3 separate regions of the Homo sapiens genome follow, and regions 2 and 3 are each linked to region 1. The links are chromatin loops, found by intact Hi-C in ENCODE. Cell type or tissue: endothelial cell of umbilical vein. All regions are shown on one strand. Each heading gives the region's core, and the rest is flanking DNA. Links, peaks and the distances in the headings are about the cores only.

Region 1 (5,153 bases), core at 456-4,455:
GTATGTCTGTAGTCCCGGCTACTCGGGAGGCTGAGACAGGAGGACTGCTTGAGTCTGGGAGGCAGAGGTTGGAGTGAGCCAAAATTGCGCCACTGCACTCCAGCCTGGGTGACAAAGTAAGACCCTGTCTCAAAAAAAAAAAAAAAAAAAATTGCCTGTGGCTTTAAAAATAGACACATATTGTCTTTTTTTTTTTTAAAGGGGTGCATAGCATTCTGGTTTTTGTAACTATAAGTTTTTTTTTCCACAAATCTCCTATTGAAGGACGTTTAAATTGCTTTCAGTTCTTTGCCATTATAAACATCCGGGTCTTTGTTATTACGAACAATACTAGTAAACATTTTTATAAACATAGTTGTGCCTTGTTCAGTTTTTGCCTAAGAATTAATCCTCAGAAGTCAAATTGCTATGTGAATGGATATGTGCCCTTTCATCAGTTTAATCGTAAGTCATTCAAGGAAACTGCATAAAATCCCCTTACAAGAAAATGAAATTTACAGTTTGGTAGTCATTTTTATTTGTTTCTCTCCCCCAGAAAGTAATTTCTATAAGAGTGGGAACGTTATCTGTCTTGATTATCACCGTCCCCAGCATTCAGAGTCTCAGGCATTCAATATATATTTGTTGCAACAACAATAATAGGGAATATTTATTATGTGTCTAGCACTGTTCTAAGGGTATTAATTTAGTTTTTGCTGGCAACAGCCCTACGAGGTAGGTAATATGATTACATCCATTTTGCAGATGAAGAAACTGAAGCTAGAGAGGTTAGGTACTTGTCTAGTTTCACACAGCTAATAAATAGTGGACCCAGGAATCAGGCAGTTTTCCTTCAGTTTACAGGTATCCACTATGCTGTACAGGGTCTCTTATAAATGAATACACGACTGAATGGTCAAATTGGTTAATATATTTATTTGGCTCTTTGACCAGTAACAAATGCCAGCTATCTTTTTTTTTTTTAAAAAAAAATGAAAATTAGAGGGAATGGACTGCCTACTTTGTAAGAGCCAAATTAGTTTTATGGTCTTCTGGACTAGGCTGTACTTAACTACCTACTAATACTCCTCCTGGAATTAATATCCATACAGGTATAGGTTATAAATCATTCTTACCTGAAGATTTTATGGATATGTAAACAGAACATTTGCTTTGTATTACAAATAAAATAGTAAATCTGGGCCTGCAGCTTGAGTCTAGGAGGCAGAAATTTTATTACTTTATGAACATACTCTGTTCCCCACCTGGGCTCCTTTGCTCCTGCCATTTCCCTGTACCTGTAATGCTGATTGTCCACCTCCCACAGTGGAAACTCTAACTGTCCTCCAAGGCTTGCTCAGTAGCCACCCCTTCCACTGAATACTGCTTTTACTCTTCTTTTTTCTTGCCCTCCTTTTGAGGATTCTTTCCTTCTTCAAAATTCTGAGTCTCTTTTTATAGTACTCATATAGAATACTACATTCTAAATATACCTTATGTTACTGTGTAGAGTTCTCATCTCCCTTAATAGACTATATTCTTTTTTAGTTTTATTCATTTTATAAAACTCCAGTATGTATTATAATCTTTTGTATAAAGTATTGAAACTAAGGGTTTTTTTTTTTTTGGATGAGTGAAGGAATTATCTCAATGAAATATCTGAAATATATTTAAAATTTTTAAATCTTAAATAAGAATACTAATAAAATTTGATTATTATATGTTCTACATTATCCAGAATTATAAAAAAAATAAAATAGGTGGACATGTTTTTTTTTTGATCTGATGATTTGTATTTTGTCTTTAGCTTACAAGTCATCCAGAAACAAGAAGCATAATTAGCTTTCATTTTTATAAGACCTTTTGTTCTATTCATGGCTACAAATACCAACTTTGCTTCTACCCACAACTTTAATTCCCTTTTCTTTAAGTGGGTGGTTTAGGGACATCAAAGGTAATAAAATCAAAGAGATAAGTGGAATATTTTTTTCAAAGGCTAGTACTTAAGGGTGTGTTCCTGTTAGAGAATTTTAATACTTAATTTGTTTTCAAGTGTTTGTGTAATACCAAATCTCCTTGCCAACTGGAAGAGGGACTGTCCTTGAATCCTGTTCTGAATAAAATATTAAAATATAATCCCTTCTTCATATATATATATATATATATATTTTTTTTTTTTTTAAAGAACTTCAGGGAATGTGAAGTATTGTCATTTGATAGGATTATACTTTGTTGCTAGCAAAGGCAATAGCATAGCCTTCCTGCCAATTGTTTCTCTTCCTCCAGAAGGAGTTCTTTCCTTTACCCACAGGATAAGGATAAAGCTGAAGGTTTTTGTTTCTGAAAGCCCAAACAGCAAGCCAAAGAGAAAGTTCAAACAAATATTGTCAGTCTTTTAAAAATGTCATTGCTTATGTAAATTAGCTGACCCTTGACTGCTGGTGAGCCTCAAGCATCCTTGATTTGGTTGGATGTTAAGTCAGGTTTTATTTATATTTGGTATATGGTATCTAGAAAGCACTTATCATGAAGAATCTCACTTCATTTAAGGTTAGTGCTTTTTTATTTGTTTTGGTTCTAGGTTTTTGTTTTGTTTTGTTTTAGATTAGCTTCACTATCTTGTGATTTCCAGAGGCTGATGTATTACTGTGAAACATTCCGATATGATTTTTCCTTATTTTTTCTTTTTACTGTTACACATCTTCCCATCAAATTCATTTGAGATTCTTGGAACGATGTTTATAGTTACTGACTAAAATAAAACTTTAATCTCTTTCTTTGGAAGTACAGTATTTTTATATTGTGAATTATACAGTTTTAATTTATGCCTTCAGACTAAAATTTGCAGGTTTGATAACATAGTTTTAAATATATTCAGTCAAAATATGAATATTTTCAAGTTTAACCTAGTTGAGTCCTCTTATAAAACGTTGAGCTGTAACATTAGTTCTTCATGGCCTCTCATTTGTATTAATGTGACGTTCTTGATCATAACCTTTGAAGATAAAATTCATTTGGGGGGCAGCTAAGATTCTCCCTACTCTTTCTAATTATGTTGTAAAACTCCAAACTTAGGAAAGGATATCTTTTGGAAGGCATGCCTTATGAGTACAAAATTATTATTTTGCTTATGAGATGCAGGATTTTTAAATGGGCATTTACATCTTGTGTATCATGTTAGCTGTAGAGTTTTTGTTTGTTTTAAAATAATTCTGAGAACTTGGGCAATTCTGTGATGATCCTTGGGAGCTCTTGGTAGGAGATATCATTCCTCTTGGATCTGTAGCTCTGTGATGCATGTATATAAGCATGCCTTTGTTCTCAAAAGTCTTTTTCTATCTGATTACTGTGGTATCCAGTGCTTTGTCTTTGCCTCTCTTCGTTTTTTGTTTTGTTTTTTTCCTTGCGCCTTAGCCGGTCATTTGTGTGATGTTTACATTCAGCAGAGAGGTATTTAGAGCATTTTTGGTGAGAGAAAGGAGTGATAGAGGAAGTAAAGAGAAATTCAGACTGGGGTGGCTGTGAGGGATAAAGGGGGGAAGAAGTAGGAAAAGAAAACAGGAGTGGGTCCAAGGGAGGAAGAGCAAGCAAAGACAGAACACCGGCTCTACAGGGGCTGCGCCGTGGGGGTTCCTGAAATCTTGGGGGCTGGCTGTGGGGGAGGGAGCTCAACAGACCAGCATTTTCCCCAGGCTTGGGCGCAACCTTGTGAAACTACTAATGTATTAAAGAACCTCAGCTGGGATTTGCTGAGGACAAATGCTGTAACGTGTTAGTCATCCATTATCTGCTTCTATTTTTGCAGGTTCTGAATGATGACTGACGCGGGTTTGGGTGATACCCCTCACAGCCCCTGTCATTCCGGAGTCATAAGGCACCCGCGCGTCTAGCCCCAGCGCCAGGGCACGCGAGCGGCGCTGGAGGGAGGAAAGCTTCCGCCTGCGGGCCGGACAAAAGTCCCGCCTGCCCACGGCTTTTTGCCCGCCGCTCGTGACCGAGACGCCTCGCCGCGGCCAGCTCGCTGCTCTCGCTGGCGGATGGTGTGTGGCCGCCGCAGGACGCCCGCCGTGCCCGGGCCATGAAGTAGCGGCTGCTGGCGGCGCCGCTGCCCAACCGCCAGCCCCAGCCCCGCGCTGCGCTGCCCGGTCCTCTCCCGGCGGGGTCGTATCGGCGTGGACATGGCTGGCCGCGTCCCTAGCCTGCTAGTTCTCCTTGTTTTTCCAAGCAGCTGTTTGGCTTTCCGAAGCCCACTTTCTGTCTTTAAGAGGTGGGTGTTCGTTGTTCGGGTGCTTTCTGTGCATGCTGTTGAGAAATGTAATCACTTTTATGAACCTGAGTGTTGGCAAAATAGACGGGGTTGATGTTCTTTGCTGGAATGACTTGGAATTTTACCACAGTAACTTCTTGTGAAGTCCCCCGTGCAGAAAAAGCCCACTGCATTGTAGCCAAGCAGTTCTGGCTTTCAAAACTCCAATTAGAAGTTGTGATTTCCAAAACTAATCACTCCCTCTGGGGGAGGTATTTCAGGAACTACAATATATTCGCTTAGTTTTGAATGCCTGCTTGTTTATAACAGCTCGAAGAATAAAATATAAGGATACATCAGTGTCGAGGAGAAGCAGATCATAGACTGTAATAGCTCACAAGGAAACACTGAGCTGTATACAAACGCCTCATAATTACTTTATTAAATATTTATGTACTTGTACATTTGTAATTCACATCGCAGTCTTTTATTTCTTCCTCCTAACAGCTCTGCCTCCTAGCAAGATTATGGTTGGCTTTCTTGTTTCTAGCTAGTAATTCTGGACACTGAAAATAGTTACAGAAATTTTTACTGGGTCATGGTTAATATTTCTGCCATTAGAAAATTGGCATGCCTGTGATAATTTGTAATGTATTAATACTATATCTTCATTAACTTGAAACAGATATATGTTTTGACATATTTTTATATGACATAATTTTTTATAAATTTTCAATAAAAACAAGTTTTTATTGAATGGAGTTTTAAATGTAGCCTGGTTGATTGCATTGGTTATATTTTATTTACAAATTAGGTATATATTGTTATTGGACTATAAAATGAAAATCTGAGTATGTTTACGAACATTGTGTAGTCATCACATCTTTAGAGTTTTCATTGGGTTTAAATCAATCATCTTTAAGGTCAT
Region 2 (5,153 bases), core at 403-4,402, 180 kb after region 1:
CTTCTGGAGTTCTAAATTTCTAGAGTCTTGTTCTGAGACCTGTTTGGCCTCCATTTGAAAGAAAGAGATCCCTCCTTAAAAACAAAACCACAATTCTCACATCTGTGATAAAATATGGTACCCAGGTAACCCAACACCAGCATGGCACATGTATACATATGTAACTAACCTGCACATTGTGCACATGTACCCTAAAACTTAAAGTATAATAATAATAAATAAATAAATAAATAAATAAATAAATAAATGAAAAAATAAATAAATAAATTGAAAGGTGAAGGATTCATTCAACAGGCATTAATTAAGTTTATCTGCAAAATACAAAGATGAAAAAAGCACAGATCCCTTAAATGTCTGTAATCTAGTAAGGTAGCTAAAATAGCATATAACTAATTAGATTTTAAGGCATAAGAAGAAAACAAGTAAAATGCTATCAAATTGTTATTGAAGAGCAGAAAGGCTTCATAAAAAAGATAGTATTTGAGGCCGGGCGCGGTGGCTCACGCCTGTAATCCCAGCACTTTGGGAGGCCGAGGCGGGCGGATCACGAGGTCAGGAGATCGAGACCATCCCGGCTAAAACGGTGAAACCCCGTCTCTACTAAAAATACAAAAAAAAAAAAAAATTAGCCAGGCGTAGTGGCGGGCGCCTGTAGTCCCAGCTACTTGGGAGGCTGAGGCAGGAGAATGGCGTGAACCCGGGAGGCGGAGCTTGCAGGGAGGCGGAGCTTGCAGTGAGCCGAGATCCCGCCACTGCACTCCAGCCTGGGCGACAGAGCGAGACTCCGTCTCAAAAAAAAAAAAAAAAAAAAAAAAAAAAAAAAAGATAGTATTTGAGTAAGCAGAGGAGGTTTATCGGAAAATGCTTGTTATAGTAGGGGATTAACAACAGGGCTATATTCCATAACACTCAGGCTAGTTTAGGGGAGCAGTAGTGGATGGGCTGGAAAGCCAGGCTGATAAAACTAGAAATATTTCAAAACCATGAGAAGGAATTGGAATGTAACTGCATTTTACATACTTGTTTTTTTCATACATGTTAATATGCTGAGAGCTGTTAGTAAAAGTAAAAAAGTGTTTTCTTTACTGAACAGAACAAAGAAAAGAACAAATTATACTTGAAATAAAATCTCAAGTTAGTCTGAATTCCTAGGAAATGGAGTATTGTTCTATATAAATACTGGATAAAAGCTCTTTATCAGACATATGATTTGCAAATATGTTTTCTTAGTATGTGGACTACCTTTTCATTCTCTCAGCCTTGTCTTTCAAAGGGAAGTTTTTAATTTTATATTTAATTTTAATCTCTCTCTCTCTCTCTCTTTGTGTGCTTGTGTGTGTGTCTGTCTCTCTCTATGTCTTTATCTGTATCTCCAGCCCACAGCTCTGTTTTCCTCAGTGTTGGCTTTATTCTCTAGAATGTTCTTTCTATGTGATATAAAAATGTCTCTAGTTGATATCTATAAAAATTTAAAGAGAGAGACTCCCCTATGCACCCCAAATCTGTATCAATCCCCAAAAGGATTCAGAAACACAAGAACACTAGTATTTTCTTTCTCAGAAATGACAACAGATATGCAATAACTTACCCATTAGTCCTTGCAGCTCACTATTTCAAGAGAGGAAACTTTTCCTTGAAGCCTCTAAGACAGTTTCGGTCACATGCATTGTGTGGCCATTTCTGAGCTAATCCATAGCAAAGAATGGCCCATGGCTCTACCCATGGAGAAGTGCTAGCCACTTAAACAAAATTTGGGTAGGAAAAAAGAAAACGGTTGCTGAGTAGGTAACAGACAATCCACTACAGACCGGCCACAGTTCATGTTTAGAAAATAACATTTGTTTATTGATGGATATCTGCTAAGCTCCCTGACCTCAAGTATCTCACAATCTAAAGGGAAAATAAAGCATAAATTCACTTCATTAAGTTCAGTGATGGATGTAAAGTCAGATATTTGACAAAGTTCAGAATGAGGAATCACAGAAGGTGTATGTTAATGTTCAAGAAAACAGAAAAAATTTTAAACAAAAGTTGTAGGTAGAAGTTGGTAGTGGAGAACTTTCTTTGCATAGTTCTTTAGTAGTAAATTAGCTTTTTAAATCACCCTAGTACCTATCTAAAAATCAAATATTGTATAATTTTCTTATTATGTCATTGATGCTCTTCCAGTAAGAATTTAATTCCAGAGTAATAAGAATCCAATAAAAGTTTCAAAAAACAAAGATTCTAAGTGAGAAGTGAAAGTATGTCCTGAAAAAAGGCTGCATAGTATTGCATTGGTCTCAAAGTTACTGGGCTGAAAAGAGCCTGAATTCCAGATCACAGTGTATAAAATATTTTAGTGTCACTTTCATATTGTATATGTAAATACTTAGATGTTTTATGATGTTATTTTCTCAAAATACCTAGTATATACTTTTCATTATTTAGATAGATTAGAATAGATATGTGGATTATAAATACATAAATAAATAGATAATCAATTGACAATTGATTAATAAACAGACTGACAGTCATAGAAAGAAGGAGTGGAAGAGTCGGTGAGGGAAGGAAAGATGAGGGAGATATCCACATACATAGATTTTTCATAAAGAGTTCTTCAGGGTAGTTATTACCATTGCAGTGAATGACTGACATCTGGTGGTAAACTTAATAAAACATTTGTGTGGATTTGCGCATTCAAAAATAGGTGTTATTTAGTGGATGATGGCCGTCTTCAAGTAGAATAATTTAAAATACTGCCAGTCTTTCAGTTTTTATGTCTACATTATGCCAAGCATCCAAATATTTTAAAATATCTGCAACTCAGGTGTCACACAGATGCTGACAGTATCTGTATTCTCTTCACCAAAAGAGTCACTATTAACACACCAAAAAGAAAATAATTAAAGTGTGCTGGGTTTGCGTATTAAAAATAGGAGGAATATTTTTAAAACCCAGTGACTGTCAAAAAGGTTAAATGGTGATCTATTACTGTATAGTCTTCTGTCTAATTAGCTTCCTGGCTAAATTTATGTTGACCTAAGTTGGTTGCATTATCTCTTGATTAAACTAATAAACCAGTCATCTAGGCAATGAATATTCATTCACAGCCTACCCTGTGATGAGCTCTATGTAACGTACAGAATTATAAGTAAAACATGGTTCTTGCCCTTAAAAAAATTACAGCCTTATTGAAAAGAAATGACTAGCAAATAAGAAACGAGTAGAGAACCATTTATAACAGTATACATTATACAGTACAGAGAGTAATTAATTTGAACAGAAAAATGAAAATTACGATGATTGGAATTGTTAGGTGATATGGTTTGGATCTGTGTCCCCATCTAAATCTCATGTCAAATTATAATCCCCAATGCTGAAGGTGGGGCCTCGTGGGAGGTGATTGGATCATGGGAGCGGTTCCTTCATGAATGGTTTAGCACCATCCCCTTGGTGCTGTTCTTGTGATAGAGTTCTTGTGATATCTGCTTGTTAAAAAGTATGCAGCACCTCACCACCCCTCAACTCTCTCTCTTGCTCCTCCTCCCACCATGTAAGATTCCTGCTCCGCCTTTGCCTTCTGCCATAAGTAAAAGCTTCCTGAGGTCTCCCCAACAGCAGAAGCCACTGTGCTTCCTGTACAGCCTGCAGAACTGTGAGCCAAGTAAACCTCTTTTCTTTCTAAATTACCCAGTCTTGGGTATTACTTTATATCAATGCAAGAACACACTAATATATCAGGTAAGATTTACTGAGGTAGATAGGATTAGAACTGAGCTTCTAAAAACAAGAAAGATATGAAGTGGAATGGTAAAAAAGATACAGTAGAAACTCCAGGTGATGGCGATGAGTAAAGAACAGAGGCATAAATGAACATGAACATAGTAAACCCGTGGAACAGTGTTCTGATAAAGGGAATAGAATATTTTGAGAAATAGTGTTCCACTATTTGGCAGGCCCAGAGTAGAGTAAACTTTGTGATATCAGGTTTTGTTTGTGTTTGTTTGTTCATGTGATAAGAAATAGGGATAGTTACATGTTGTCTTCAAATGGGTAGTGACATAACAAAAATATTAAGGAAGTGAACTGGTAGTGGACAGAAGGCTCCATTGGAAAGGTGACTGAAAATAAACTGGAGTCAGGAAGGCCACTGAATAAAATTTTGAGGTAAAGTAACCTTGGAGGCTGGCAGTGGGAACTGAATAGAAAGAATGGTGTCTTGGTCTGTTTAGCGTCACTGTAACAGAAAATCTGAGACTGTGCAATTTGTAAAGAAAAAAGGTTTATTTAGGTCATGGTTCTTCAGGCTGGAAAGTTCACGGGGATGACCTTGGCTTCTGGTGAGGGCTTTTGTTCCACATCATAATTAAAAAGAATGTTTAGTGATAAAATGTTACTTGATCCTAGGGGCCTAGGTTTTGGCTGTTTTGTTAAAAGAAAACCTTCAGAAAAATTAAATTTAACAGAGTTTAATTGGGAAAAGGATGATTGGCAAATTGGGTAGCCCTCAGAACCAGAATAGGTTCAGAGTGATTCCAGGGCTGCCAAATGGTCTGAATGTTTGCCTTATTTGAACCTGGTTTGAACAGTTAGCTGCCTATGGATGACTGAAGTTCAGCTGCTGTGATTGGCTGGGACTTGGCTACTTGTTACAAGAATAGGTTACAGTTGGTTTATACATCAAGTTAGGTTAGAGTCCACGATGCACAGAGAAACCTTCAGGCAAAATCTAAAATATGCATGAGCAGATTTTGGCCAAACTTAATTTAACAATTCCCCCTTTTGGTCAATCTCTCAATTTTAAGAGTTTGATCAAAATTTTAAGCATTGACATCACTCTCTATCAACATTGTAGATGGACTTATTTGGTCTCAAATTCTACTAGGAAATAGCAGAACAGTAGGTTTTGTAAGGTGGGAACAACGAAACAGAACAATAGAAATACAAGTTGGTTGACATAAAGTTACTTCGGCTTACTTTTTTGTAAGGGTTGGAGCAGAGGCTACTTTCTTATTGTACTGGAATATCCCATTTTCAAGAGAAAAAAAATGATCTGTTTTGGGATCTATCGCTTTCCTTAAATTTCCAGTTTAATTATATGGCACTTAGCATGAGTGACTTCATTTTGGTTTAGTCTGGTCTCTTGGGACTTAGTGCAGGAGCTCAATCCA
Region 3 (5,153 bases), core at 403-4,402, 94 kb after region 1:
GGTACACACTATTTCTAATATAGTAATTGCTGCCTTTGTCTCCAATATTAGTATATAATTATTCTAAACTTATGCCACCTTTTTATTTCATATTCTTCTCCATAATTACGATCTATAATTTTCTTTTGTTTTTTGTTACTTACTGCTTTTTGGTGATAATAATGAATTTAATTTAGTAAGAGTAAATTATTGTCCTGATTTAGCCGACATTGCACAATTTAATTCCTTGTTCTCAGATTAATTACCTTTCACTTGTTTGAAATGAAATTTTTACTTTTAGTACAATTTTTTTTCAAATGTATGTTAAAAACAAATCCTTCCAAATATACATGTAACACCAAAATTATCTTTGAGGAAATATATATTAACAAGATATTTTATATTAGTTATTTTGAAGCTTTGCAGTATTAGTTGCTTCTTAAATCTCTAATGGATTTTTCTGAAAGCTTGAACTATGTGTTTATCTGAATGGATGGACAGATGGACAGATAGAAGGATATAGATAGAATATACATAGATATTTACCTGTCTTTATACAGATAAGACATGTTATGAAACATTTCTAGCTACACATCTGTATGCATATCTATGTATATTCATTTGAATAGCTTTATATAGCTTTACTACATGCACACTACTCTATTGAAGAAATCCTTTTGATTGGTCATTCTTAAACAATACTAGCATTTTGTTTCTACCTACGTAAGAGCAAGTCTTACAGTACAGCTTTTCTTAAATTATGCCCTGGAACACACAGCAACACAAAGGAGCCCGGTCAGATTCATTTAGGGAATAGAACCTACTGTATCCACGCCCCCCACCCCACCATACAGTCATGAGCACATTGTGTATTAAAGGATCAGGCAGTACAACATTGTTTAACTTGTATAGCCCAACATTTTCATTTGTTCATATGGTAAGATTTTTGTTTGTTTGCTTTTTTTTTTCTTTTCTTTTCTTTTTTTTGAGACGGAGTCTCAGTCTGTCACCTAGGCTGGAGTGCAGTGGCGTGAGATCTCAGCTCACTGCAACCTCTGCCCCTGTGTTCAAGCAATTCTCCTGCCTCAGCCTCTTGAGTAGTTGGGATTACAGGCAGCTGCCACTGCGCCCAGCTAATTTTTGCATTTTTAGTAGAGACGAGGTTTCACCATCTTGGCCAGGCTGGTCTTGAACTCCTGACCTCATGATCCACCCACCTCAGCCTCCCAAAGTGCTGGGATTACAGGCGTGAGCCATCGTGCCCGGCAGGCCATATGGTAAGTTTTTCTCAACTCTTCTGTAAGCATTTCAAGGACCAAAGTTTTGTGGTAATAATTGTGGAAATACTACTCTAGTAGGAAGAGTAAAAAAAGTTCTAGAATTCCCTCTCTAAGTATTTTATAAAAACATATAATAGCTCACAGAATAAACAATTTCCATTTATGCAACAGAGAACACACTGGCCCAAGGGACCAACAATATTTAGACCAGCAGTGATAGTTACTTCATTGTGTGTAGCTTTTTAGTAAGGAAAAAAATCAGGATACTGGCTTCTTACATATGCTGTTGTGGGTGGGTATACCTTCTCCAGTGAAAACATGGGTATTGGCATTCCCAAAAAGAGAAAATATGGAAGGACCCATCCATTGATGAGTTGCAAGTTTCATGAATTATTATATGAATTTAAAATGTTTTTCCTTTCATTAATTTGAGATGCTTAAATGATTATTTTGCCTTTCCTCTCTGCAAGATGATTAAAGGTTTTTAAAGCTAGAGCCACATCTAAAATTCCTTTTTCCTTTTTGCTCAGTTGATCTACATATACCTCCTTTTTTTTAAAGCAGGAAAGAGAAGGATAATATGGCGGGAGGCTCCAGTTTATTATTTTTGCAACAGCCATTCCTTTTATAGCACATACTGACCAACTCCAAGGCTGTTAAAATGTAATTCTTAGGAATGGTGTTTTGACACCATGAAGACATGTGTAGTGAACAGATGTTTGTTTGGCTTTGCACTTCACTATTTGCTTATATTTCACGGGAGAGGCAATTACACTGACAGGTATCAGATTCAGAGAGTAAGAAGCCAAATGATTTCTAAAGCATAAACAGAGCTTCCCATGGCAGGGGCTTATTCCTGTGGTCTCTCAAGGGCTCTATATTTTCAAAGCTTAGAGAAATCAAATCCCTGTTTGAAAAATATTTTTATTTTTTTCCTTCCCTTGCTGATGTCATACTGTTGCTATGGAGAGAAAGTGAGTGCTGCATGACATTGCTGGAAAAATCAACACTGATGTATTTCTGTACAGCAAATAACCTACCTCATAGCTTTTTTTTATTAGTGTAGGCTTGCTAAAAATTGTCAATACTAATACTAAAATGGACATGTTCCTTTGCCCAAACAACTTTGCTATGTAAAAGTCTTGTGAAGGTGTACTTAAATGGTTCCTTCCTAATAATGCTAAAGAGAATGAAATATATAATAACCCATGTGAAGTAAGGAAGCAGAATACATATTTTGTAAACTATTAGATATTTTTTCTATCATTGGGAACTTTTTTCTTGGAAATATCCACTGTTTTAAAATCTATTTTTAACATTGAGTCATTCAACTGTACAGCACTACTTCCGTCACATCTCAACCCTTAAAAAAGATTAGTGCTGATTTCATTTTGAGTCATTCCTGAGGCATTCTTTTCAACCCTGCTATAAAAGCCTAGTTGCCAAGTCAGACATCAGGGATACACTTTGAATGTCTTAGTGGGGACACATGATTCTAGATTCATCTGGCTGTAAGGAAGGAGGCAGTTAACCAAAAACAAGGTCCAGGACTTTTGATGTTAAGAGGAAAAGCCATTTTTAAAGACTTATAATAAATAATATATGATAATTATATTGAAGGTTTCTGATTTTTACCATTGTTAAGGAAATAATAAAGATTTTCCACGAGAACAATAACTTTTCCCAGTCTATGAGTTTTAGCAAATAGGAGGGGACTAAAGAATAAAAAGATTCAAGAGAGAAAAGAAAGTACCATATTCCCTCATCTACTAAAATGCCATTTTCATCAGTGGTATTTAGTAGTGTTCATGGTGTGCCTGCAAACTGACACTCCATTGTTAAGTGGAAATATGCCTTTGACAATGTGCTTTTGATGTTGAAAACTGTGATGGGTTTTAATGAAAGCTATAAAATAAATGCACAATATTTCTACCTTTGAATCCATTGCTGGCAGATCTAAGGGCTTCATTTTTCTTGCATTAAGCATGTGTTTTATGTGAATAGTTGATTTGTTATATCTTTTTTTTGCCTGCAGTGGCACGTCTAGTGATGAAATGTGCAACTTATACATTATGTATTACATGGAAGCCAAGCATGCAGTTTCTTTCATGACCTGTACCCAGAATGTAGCTCCAGATATGTTCAGAACCATACCACCAGAGGCCAACATTCCAATTCCCGTGAAGTCTGATATGGTTATGATGCATGAACATCATAAAGGTAATAATTGATGTTTAATATAAAGTAATATATGATTTTGTATTTTATATTTTTGTATGTATCTTGTTTGATGATATTTAAAATCATCTTTATTCCCTTCTTCTACCAGTCACATGTACACACATATTTCTTATTTTCTCATTTTTCTCTTTCATATCCTATCTCCCCTCCCTGACATGTACCCATCAGAACAGTTAAAGAGGAAAATCTCAGCCAGGGATGAAACAGATTCATTTTGGGACCAATCCCATAAATGTAGACCTTTTTTCACTTAATTCATGTTTTCTCATTTCCTCATCTAACTCCTTCCCTAACCAGTAATGACTTACACAGTTTATGAATTTATGCACCATGTTCTAAAGATCACTACAGTTTGCCAGGGAAAATGGTTATCATCTCCAGCCATACTTTAAATTATCCATTTAATGGGCTTCTTCAGGCAAAGAACAATTATTGATTTGTGAAGCATTGCTAGTCTTGACTTTTTTTATCTAATTCTCAGAATTGTTATTTAACATATATATAGTTCCTCTGCAAAATGGTCATATTGACTGTCACTTTTTAACTTAAAATTGCAAAGTCTACTCCTTGTTTTATCGCATGAAGTATGCTGAGACTTGATTGAGTTTTGCAAGTTCAGTCTTAACACGCTAGAGCAGCTTCTTATTTCTTTCTAGTGGAAATTTTATGAGAGAAGTTAGCATAGCATTCTGGCCATTTATTAAGATTCTACTATATTTATAGAATATGCCTTAAAGTGTTCTTAAATGTTCTTAAAACAGTGCTAAATTTAATTTAAGAAAACAAATATGAGTCATTTTGTCAATGCATTTTGAAAATTCTGTATCATTTATATATTATTGAAAGGGTAGTTGACCTAGTTATTAAGTCAGATGTCTTGTAATTGGTAGGTTGTGCTGGGGGGTGGGGGGTGGGGAGCTTATGAATTAGAGCATTTCTGTCTTATAAATTCTTAATACGGTAATAAGCACAAGACCCTGAATAGTATTTTTATGTTGATGGACTATTTCCAATAAACTATTTTAAGTATGTAATACATACTGCAAATTTATGCTCAGCTTCTTTGATCCTTTACAGAAACAGAATATAAAGATAAGATTCCTTTACTACAGCAGCCAAAACGAGAAGAAGAAGAAGTGTTAGACCAGGGTATGTATGCTTATTTCTATAACTAGTCCTATAAAAGTATCAATTTCCAAGTAGGCAACCAAATTGTAAAGTTACTGAGATATTGTATGTCTCTCTGTATCTGCCTCAAACACTATGTATTGCTATTTTTATACAATGCATAATTCATGAGAAAATGGTCAATTATTGCACTTTAGCTTTGAAAGTAAAATTCATTCATATAATTTAGTGCTGTTTCATTTTCTGTCTTTGTTTTACTTCATTTAATATTATAATTTTTATGTATAGTACAAATAAGTGCAAGCATAATCATTAAAAACCATCAGGCTGCTTTTGAAATCTAATAACCTTAACCATTTAAATTATTGTATATTTTGTATGGTATGTTCATTAAGTAGATTTGAGATTCAAGAAAAAAAGAAATTAAGAATTAAATCCACATCTTACCTCTATAAGTCATTCTTCTCTGCCTTCATCAAGGTAGGAGCGATTATTGTCTTATACATCTATAGTTTTGTGTTAAGT

What was found. A loop is a pair of places that touch in the nucleus more often than their neighbours do. Peaks named below come from ENCODE experiments on the same cell type or tissue, not always from the same donor. Only the 100,000 strongest peaks of a DNase experiment are listed, where the experiment ranks them.
Region 2: it touches region 1 in a loop (2.1-fold over the local background); 3 of 110 quality-filtered maps call a loop at or near these places.
Region 3: a loop joins it to region 1, with 6 times the contacts of the local background. A loop is called at or near these places in 11 of 110 quality-filtered maps.

What each region holds. Positions count from the first base shown.
Region 1 is chr5:102,862,039-102,867,191 of GRCh38, forward strand. It overlaps PAM (peptidylglycine alpha-amidating monooxygenase), which reads left to right. Exons shown (of 26, transcript NM_001177306.2): 2 at 3,785-4,246. The coding sequence starts at 4,158. Among named protein-coding and RNA genes, the nearest start is that of PAM, 110 kb to the left of the region's middle. RefSeq lists a silencer at 4,078-4,207. In endothelial cell of umbilical vein, for the core only: no CTCF peak of the experiment used is centred there; DNase peaks (open chromatin) are centred at 2,353, 3,303, 3,913 and 4,373; H3K4me3 peaks cover 1,016 bases; H3K27ac peaks cover 1,859 bases.
Region 2 is chr5:103,038,635-103,043,787 of GRCh38, forward strand. No RefSeq gene overlaps it. Among named protein-coding and RNA genes, the nearest start is that of GIN1, 79 kb to the right of the region's middle. RefSeq lists a silencer at 2,471-2,765. In endothelial cell of umbilical vein, for the core only: a CTCF peak has its summit at 2,645 (motif pointing left); a DNase peak (open chromatin) is centred at 2,627.
Region 3 is chr5:102,956,581-102,961,733 of GRCh38, forward strand. PAM (peptidylglycine alpha-amidating monooxygenase) reads left to right here. Exons shown (of 26, transcript NM_001177306.2): 13 at 3,295-3,479; 14 at 4,578-4,649. Among named protein-coding and RNA genes, the nearest start is that of GIN1, 160 kb to the right of the region's middle. In endothelial cell of umbilical vein, for the core only: no CTCF peak of the experiment used is centred there; DNase peaks (open chromatin) are centred at 2,281 and 2,661; H3K27ac peaks cover 2,319 bases.